Linked DNA regions of Homo sapiens: region 1 is linked to region 2. A link is a contact called in ENCODE Hi-C or POLR2A ChIA-PET data. All regions are on one chromosome and are shown on one strand. Each heading gives the region's core, a stretch centred on a gene start or an enhancer-like site at or near the end of the contact. The rest is flanking DNA. Distances are from core to core; before and after follow the strand shown.

Evidence for each region. Hi-C counts contacts between places; a loop is a spot of excess contacts on that map. ChIA-PET counts read pairs that join two places held with the same protein, here RNA polymerase II (POLR2A). Pooled maps may share reads with other maps.
Region 1: POLR2A ChIA-PET joins it to region 2 with 16 read pairs in activated CD4-positive, alpha-beta T cell. The contact joins two enhancer-like sites. A Hi-C loop is called at or near these places in 2 of 50 pooled maps. POLR2A ChIA-PET finds 5 or more read pairs at or near these places in 4 of 52 experiments (HEK293, activated CD4-positive, alpha-beta T cell, activated CD8-positive, alpha-beta memory T cell and 1 more).

What each region holds. Positions count from the first base shown.
Region 1 is chr2:38,321,368-38,325,743 of GRCh38, forward strand. All of the region lies in intron 2 of ATL2 (atlastin GTPase 2), which reads right to left. Among named protein-coding and RNA genes, the nearest start is that of ATL2, 54 kb to the right of the region's middle. Within about 2 kb of position 2,489, at least 2 of the 41 ENCODE cell types and tissues checked have a DNase peak (open chromatin) inside an H3K27ac peak, as active enhancers do.
Region 2 is chr2:38,392,759-38,397,577 of GRCh38, forward strand. No RefSeq gene overlaps it. Among named protein-coding and RNA genes, the nearest start is that of ATL2, 18 kb to the left of the region's middle. RefSeq lists a silencer at 2,135-2,335 and an enhancer at 4,232-4,732. Within about 2 kb of position 2,238, at least 4 of the 41 ENCODE cell types and tissues checked have a DNase peak (open chromatin) inside an H3K27ac peak, as active enhancers do.

The DNA of each region.
Region 1 (4,376 bases), core at 1,239-3,738, 71 kb before region 2:
CTCATCTATGCTGGTCAGAAGGGGCTGCCACCTGAGACAATTCCATTCACAGTATATATGATGGACTTGTGTTTCAGGAGGCACCCTTCACAGGAATCAGAAGATTATTTTGACACTCCCCGGACAAGTAAAACTGGTGATCCTGCCCCTTGACTACATATTTGGATACTTCATATTGGTCTCTATGCAACTCCTGCTCTATCCTCTAACCCATTTTTCCATAGTCACTGAATGTTCACAAGAAATGTAATCGTGCCACTGTCCTGCTGAAAAGTCATCTGTGGCTCCGCACTACCAATAAGACCATCTGGAGATCTGCTGCATAACAATCCTTTTTTCTCTTTTTCTTTTTTTTCTTTTTTTGAGACAGGGTCTCACTCTGTCACCCAGGCTGGAGAGCAGTGGCACAATCAGAACTCAATGAAGCCTCATCCTCCCGGACTCAAAGGATCCTCCTACCTCAGCCTCCTAAGTAGCTGGGACTGCAGGTGCACACCACCACACCTGGCTGATTTTGGTATTTTTTGTAGAGAGGGGGTTTCGCCACGTTGCCCAGGCTGATAACAATCCATCTTTAATTTACTCTTCTTGTCTGTGCTCCTGATACTCCCCATAGATCTCAACACACATCTTCCTGATTCTACCATACCAAAAAAAGTTACCATTTATAAGGAGTTACCTTTATATGGTTTTGCAGTTTTTTTGTGAGTCTCTTGAGAGCAAAGGCTACAAACAATCATCTTTGTTCACCAAACTGCTCCTATCAAAGTGCCTTGCACTGTTGTAAGTTCTGACATGGAGAATCTCATTCCCCCACAATGTCAAAAAAAAAAAAATCTGGTACTTAATGAATTTATTATTTGTAAAAGTTACAGGCTACACAAATAATTCCTCTAAGAGAACTCTGGTTTTACTCTACATTTTACTTATTTCTATCTCCTCTACAAGAAGGTAAGTTTCACAAAAGTTTTGTTTGTTTCATTCTTACAAGTATTCCCATCACAGAGAAGTGTGCCTGGCTTGTAGTTGGTACTCTAAGTATTTCTTAAACAAACAAAAAAGTTTACTTATAAGCTTCAATGTACTCCCTTTTGAGCATGGGTAATAAATCCAGAAGAAATATGATCTTTGTTATTATTCCTAGAAACAATACAATCATAAAAAGACAGTAAAAATAAATTTTTATAAGTATAGATGACTGAAATCATAGGCTTATATGTTTGCCAGCCCCCTCTTCCAAAGAAACTTTAAAAAGAATTGGTGTCTCATAAAAATCTACTATGTATCATCTCTTCCTAGGTTACCTTGTAATGGAAATGTTTAAAAAAAAATACTAAACTGATTAGTCAGCAAAAGGATGAAAGAAGCTGAGTGTGGTGGCTACACCTGTAATCCCAGCACTTTGGGAGGCCAAGGCAGGAGGATCACTTGAGCCCAAAAGTTCAAGGCTGCAGTGAGCTATGATGATGCCACCACACTCCAGCCTGGATGACAGAGTGAGAGACCCTGCCTCTATTTAACAACAACAACAAAGATGAAAAAATAAATCAGAGAACTAATCAGATTCTTTAAAACGTGTAAAAGTGTATAATTTCTCTAACATAGTGAACACTGACAGCTTTCATAAAATACAGTCATTCATTCATTAAATATTTGTGGAACCTCTACCATGTGCCAGCCATTTTTCTAGGGATACAGCAGTGAACAAGAATAAACATTCCTGCCCACAAAGAGAATTTTAGTGGGAGCTAAAGGCAGCCTTGCTGATAACAGACCCTATTTGCTGTGATAATTTACTAAAAGCAAACCTAAAAACTCAAAAACACTAATCTGATACTATTTACTACTATGGAGACAAAAGCCTCAAAACTCAGAAATGCAAAAGTAATCCTATTCCACCAGACATATAAAGTAAATAGGAAAAAAAGAAGTATTTATAGAATAAAACTCAACTGCAAAAGGCAATCTGAAATCACCAGAAGTTTTTTTTTTTTTTTTTTTTTTTTTTGAGATGGGGTCTCACTTGCTATGTTGCCCAGGCCGGTCTTGAACTCTTGAGCTCAAGCAATCCTCCCACCTCAGCACCTCAGCCTCTCAAAGTGCTGGGATTACAAGCATGAGCCACCATGCCCAGCCTGAAGTTTAAGTATAATCAAATAGTGAATAAATACAGCCCTTGCCAAAAAGACGTTCTACATAATATAATTATCAGCAATTAAGAAACCTTACCTATTCTAAACAGTAAGAAACAAATTCATATTTTACCAAAGGAAAGGTATACTCCCTAGCAACAAAGTGAAACAACTATGTAACCATTTATTTAGTTAGTTAGACAGAGAGAAAGAAAACGAGACAGACAGACACAGACAGGGTCTTGCTCTATCACCCAAGCTGGAGAGCAATGGCACGATCATAGCTCACTGTCCTCGACATCCTGGGCTCAAGTGATCAAAGGGTTGGTTGTCCTGCCAGGCCTACATGTATCAGAGCACACCCGCTCCTGACTGCTGGCAAGCTGACTCCCTTTCACAATGGATAGGCTGGAAGAATAAAGGTTCATACAAAAGCCATAAATCATCACAACTGGGAGTAAAAGGAATAAAAAGAATGAAATTAAGATCCAAGTGGGCCGGTAAGGTGGCTCACGCCTGTAATCCCAGCACTTTGGGAAGCCGAGGCGGGCGGATCACCTGAGGCTGGGAGTTTGAGACCAGCCTGACCAACATGGAGATACCCAGTCTCTACTAAAAATACAAAAAAATTAGCCAAGCATGGTGGTGCATGCCTGTAATCTCAGCTACTCGGGAGGCTGAGGCAGGAAAATCGCTTGAACCCGGGAGGCGGAGGATGCGATGAGCCAAGATCGCGCCATTGCACTCCAGCCTGGGCAACAAAAGCGAAACTCAGTCTCAAAAAAAACAATCCAAGTAGTGCTACAATAATAAGCGAGATCCTCCCTAGTTGCATGACATTCCCCACACCACCACAAATGAAAATCTTCATGTGTATAAAACTAGTACCTAATCAGGAGACAGGTTATGAACACTCAGCACCCAAAGTGATGGACACAATAAATACTGTACACATTCTAACCACCAATTGTATTTACTGTTTTCATTTGAATATGTGAGAATACTCTGCAAGTCCTGGAACAAATTATAAAACATTTAACTTTAAAACAGTTTAAAACTGTCTAACATCTTATCCAACCCCATTCCCACCCCATGCCCAACTCTTCCCATCTGGGGCTGGACAAATCAATGAAATTATGACTGACCCAAGTCATGAGCCCAGAAAAAGGACAACTCTAACTACTTAGGTACATGCTGAAGAGGAATTTAACATATTTTGATAAAAGGTTCTGCTCAAAAGGTGTCTTTGACCTTGAAGACACTATGCTAAATGAAATAGGCCACACACAAAAGGACAAATATTCTATGATTCTACTCATATGAGGTGCTTAGTCAAATTCATAGGGACAGAAAGTAGAATGGTGGATGCCAGGGGATTGGGGAGAGAAATGGGGAGTTAGTGTTTAATGGGCACAGAGCTTCAGCTGGGGAAGATGAAGCAGTTCTGGAGATGGATAGTGGCAATGGCTACACAACAATGTGAACAGACTTAGTGCCACTGAAGTGTACACTTACAAATGGTTAAAGAGGTAAATTTTATGTTATGTATATCTTACCACAATTTTAAAAAAAGTTGCCCTTGAGGGCTAACAAAACGGAAGGGGCAGACACGTCTTGTAATTAAACTGAGATTTGACTTTAGAGTCTTCCATTGGACTTCCAGTGTCAGCTTTCTCATGTAAAAAGTTTAGAAGTCATCAGACCTATCTTTACAACAAGAGAAAAGCTTAGCAAACTGAAAAATCAATAAACTCTCCTTTCTTAGATCAAAGAATTGAGATCACAGGTCAAACCATCCCTGCAAAATCACAAGAGACAAACTAACACAAAGGATCAGGAGTTGAGGTCAGCTTACCAGCAACTGCTGCAGCAACTGGTAGGAACACTTAAATGGCAATTTCAATGAATTGTCAGAAGCTGAGAGTGAACTAGTTTAAGCACTAAAAACCCTAGAGGCTCAGTCTAAGAAAACACCCCACTTTCCTGAATATTATCTCAAAGAACTCCACAAAATTCTCAAAGTAATTACGGAAGAAAGTTTCCCTCATGACTGACAAGGGGAGGGGAAGTAACACTTTTTAAGTTCACCCTGGGAAAGTAACCACTATCTACACACACACCAGTACATACACACACACACACACACACACACACACACCAGTACACACACACACACACACACACACACACACACACCAGTACACACACACACACACACACACACACACACACACACACACACAC
Region 2 (4,819 bases), core at 988-3,487:
AACTCACTGTTCAATTACAGCATTAAGGCACCTGTTTTGTTTTGTTTTCCAATTTTCTGCTTTTTTCTTCCTCTATAAGTTGACTTTTGTTCGCATATTTATCCTGCATAGCTCAAACTGGTTGCCAAAGCTGTAAGTGCCCCGTAAAGATACAACAGGGGAACAAAAAAGAGTCTACTTTCTGCCTTGAATCTCTTCTTATTAGAAGGAAAATTTCCCAGAAGCCCCCTTAGACTTTTCCTCAGTCTCTTGTGTACTCACAAGTGAAATACATGTCCACTCCTAAACGAATTTCTGGCAAGGAAAATGGACTCACCATGATTAGTTTGATGTAATCAAGGTCCACACTGCTCTGGGCTGGAACCAGTTTTCCCTGAAACATATTAAGTGGCCTGATACCTGAACAAAATTGGGATATTGTTAGCAGGAAGAAGGGTAGAATGGCTGATGGAAGGGCAGCCCGTAATGTCTGGCATTGATGAGAACACTGGGCATGACTTCTAAGCACACTCTGACCTACCATCTCCTCTTTTTCTCCTATAATCCACTTGTCACGAGGTAAATGCCCCTTTCACTTGGGTATAACTAAAGTAATGAAGGCCTTTATACAACAGGAACCCCCGAGAACCCGTCAAGAATTCTACAGTTCCCAGAGAAATTAATGTGAGCTACATGTGGTTTATATTGAAACAAGCCACCAATTGAGAAGCTTAAGTTACACCATGGATGGTGAGAAAGGACCTTCCAGTTATCACTAAGCATCAGGCATGTGCTGTCCTTGTTCTTCCCTTGACCTGGGTTGTGTACAGAGTTCCTGGGTTTCAGCGATGCCTTGCTGCATGGTTGAAAATCCTGTTTATCTTATTGTCACATGCATCCTTATAATATAGCCCCCCATAAATTGAAGTGACTTGAATAAATGTTGGGTTTTTCCCCTCAGAAAATCAATTTAGCCAGGAGACAGGATTGGGAGACTGAATGAAACCTGAAGCTTCGTTTTGTTTGATGCTCATATAGTTGGCTTACAAAGTGATTTTTTTAATTTTTAAATTAATTACAAACAATTAAAATCAGAAAATTACACACATTTTTAAAAGTGTGACCCATCTCTACAAAAAAATTAAAAATTACCTGGGTGTAGTGGTACATGGCTATAGTCCTAGCTACCTGGGAGGCTGAGGGTGGGTGGATTGCTAAGCCCAGGATGTCAACACTGCAGTGAGCCATCATCGTGCCACTGCATTTTAGCCTAGGCAACAAACCAAGACACTGCCTCAAAAAAAAAAAAAAAAAAAAAGTAGATTTCTGGTTTAAAAAACTATCTGAAGATCTGACCACCGGAGCCAGTCTACTTATATAGTGACCACTGTCTGAAGCTGACTAGTGGGTCCCCCTTTGATCAGAAATAGATTCTCCAACTTGCCACAGACTCCATTTCACACTTGTGCTATCTGCCTGGCCCATCTCAAGCATTTGAACTCATGGCCCCTGGCTACCTAATCAAAAATGCCCATGGAGTTACCTAATGGACCTAACTCAAGAGTCATAGCCAGTATAGTAACCAAAACAGCACGGTAGCAGTACCAAAACAGACACATAGACCAATGGAACAGAATAGAAAGCCCAGAAATAATGCCACACTCCTACAACCATCTGATCTTTGACAGAGTTGACAAAAACAAGCAATGGGGAAAGGACTCCCTATTCAATAAACGGTTCCAGGATAACTGGCTAGCTATATGTGGAAGATTGAAACTGGACCCCTTCCTTACACCATATATAAAAATCAACTCAAGACCAATTAAAGATTTAAACATAAAACCTAAAACCATAAAAACCTTGGAAGATAACCTAGGAAATACCATTCTGGACATAGGACTGGGCAAAGATTTCATGACAAAAATGCCAAAAACAACTGCAACAAAAACAAAAATTCATAAATGGAACCTAATTGAACTAAAGTTTCCACACAGCAAAAGAAACTATCAACAGAGTAGTAAACAGACAACCTACAGAATGGGAGAAACTATTTGCAAACTATACTCGTGACAAAGGTCTAATAACCAGAATCTATAAGGAACTTAAATTTACAAGCAAAAAACAAACAACTCCATTAAAAAGTGAGCACAGGACAAGAACAGACACTTTTCAAAAAAAGACATACATGTGGCCAACAAGCCACAAAATGCTCAACGTTACTAATCACTAGAGAAATGCAAATCAAAACCACAATGAGATACCATCTCACACCAGTCACAATGGGTATCATTAAAAAGTCAAAAAATGCAGCCATAAAAAGAATGAGATCATGTCCTTCGCAGGGACATGAATGAAGCCGGAGGCCATTATCCTTAGTGAACTAACACTGGAACAGAAACCAAGTCCTGCGTGTTCTCACTTATAAATGGGAGCTAAACATCAAGTACACATGGACACAAAGAAGGGAACAACAGACACTCAGGCCGACTTGAGGATGGATGGTGGGAAGAGGATGGTGGGAAAAACTACCTATCTGGCACTATGCTTATTACCTGGATGATGAAATAATCTGTAGACCAAACCCCAGTGACATGCAATTAACCTATATAACAAACCTGCTCATGTAACCCTGAACCTAAAGTAAGAGTTAAAAAAAACAAAAACAAAAACGCAAGTTGGCCAGGCTTGGTGGCTCATGCTTGCAATCCCAGCACTTTGGGAAGCCGAGGAGGGTGGATCAGTTGAGGCCAGGAGTTAGAGGCTAGCCTAGGCAACATGGTGAAAATCCCATCTCTACTAACAATACAAATATTAACTGGCTGGGTGCGGTGGTTCACGTCTGTAATCCCAGCACTTTGGGATGCCAAGGCGGGAGGATCAGCTAAGGTCAAGAGTTTTGACACCAGCCTGACCAATACAGTGAAACCCCATCTCTATTACAAGTACAAAAATTAGCCAGGTGTGGTGGCAGGCACCTGTAGTCCCAGTTACTCAGGAGGCTGAGACAAGAGAATTGCTTGAACCCGGGAGGTGGAGGTTGCAGTGAGCCACTATCATGCCACTGCACTCCAGCCTGGGCAACAGAGCGGGACTCCAACTCAAAAAAAAAAAAAAATCGCCATATGTGGTGACACACACCTGTAATCCCAGCTACTTGGGAGGCTGAGGCAGGAGAATTGCTTGAACCCAGGAGGCAGAGGTTGCAGTGAGCCAAGATCACACCACTGCACTCCAACCTGGGCAACAGAGCGAGATTCTGTCTCCAAAAAAAAAAAAAAAAGTTATAGCCAGTTCAGAGAATGAAAAGCAAATACATTGATGAGGGATTTCAGGAGATCAGAGACATGAGTCCCATCTCCAAAGAAAAAAACACCCTGAACCTCACAGCCCTCCTCCCTCTCCCCACAAACCTTGGGAAGCTGGCCAACCCTGATAGCAGAAGAGTAGAGAATAAAACATCCCCTTGTTTCTAGTGTACAACAGTCACTGAGTCATGGGAAGCCCCGGAGCGCTAGATCTGATTACCTGCTGATCATGATTTCAGCTTGCAGAACAAGCCTGTTCCCATTAGTGACAGTATACAATTACTAGCTGACATGCTTACAGGGATCTTACCACAATATTCTTTTCAGGAATGTATTTCTTCTACCATCCTCTACCCACAGACACACACACATCCTATTTTGATATGCCTGTCCCAAATGGATTCTGAAAACTGGTTCAGATAGACTCTGTTTTATTAGCTCTCTCTATATGTTTCTCAAGGTCCAATTTTCTTCCTTCTTTAATCCCCATGTCATGATTATGACCATTAAAAACCATCTTTTTTTTTTTTTTTTTTTTTTGAGGTGGAGTCTTGCTCTGTTGCCCAGGCTGGAGTGCAGTGGCACGATCTCAGCTCACTGCAACCTCCACCTCCTGGGTTCAAACGATTCTCCTGTCTCAGCCTTCCGAGTAGCTAGGATTACAGGTGCCCACCACACCTGGCTAATTTTTGCATTTTTAGTAGAGATGGGTTTTCACCATGTTGGCCAGGCTTGTCTCAAACTCCTGACCTCGTGATCTGCCCGCCTTGGCCTCTCAAAGTGTTGGGATTACAGGTGTGAACCACCGTGCCTGGCCTTTTTTCTTTTTTTTTTGAGACAGAGTCTGGCTCTGTGGTCCAGGCTGTAGTGCAGTGGCATGATCTCAGCTCACTGCAACCTCCGTCTCCCGGGTTCAGGCGATTCTCCTGCCTCAGCCTCCTGAGTAGCTGGGATTACAGGTGACTGCCACTGCGCCTGGCTAATTTTTGTATTTTTAGTAGAGACAAGGTTTGGCCATATTGGCCAGGCTGGTCTCAAACTCCTGATCTCAGGTGATCCGCCTGTCTCAGTCTCCCAAAGTGCTGGTGAGAGGTGACAGTGTGCTGGCAGCCCTCACAGCCCTCGCTCACTCTCAGCGCCTCCTCGGCTTCAGCGCCCACTCTGGCCACGCTTGAGGAGCCCTTCAACCCGCCGCTGCACTGTGGAAGCCCCTTTCTGGGCTGGCCGAGGCCGGAGCCGGCTCCCTCAGCTTGCGGGGAGGTGTGGAGGGAGAGGTGCGGGCGGGAACTGGGGCTGCATGTGGCACTTGCAGGCCAGCGCGAGTTCCGGGTGGGCATGGGCTTGGCAGACCATGCCTGCCCGAGCAGTGAGGGGCTTAGCACCTGGGCCAGCAGCTGCAGAGGGTGTGCTGGGTCCCCCGTGCTCGATTTCTCACCAAGCCTTAGCTGCCTCCCCACAGGGCAGGGCTGGGGACCTGCAGCCCGCCATGCCTGAGCCTCCCCCTGCCGCCATGGGCTCCTGCGCCGCCCGAGCCT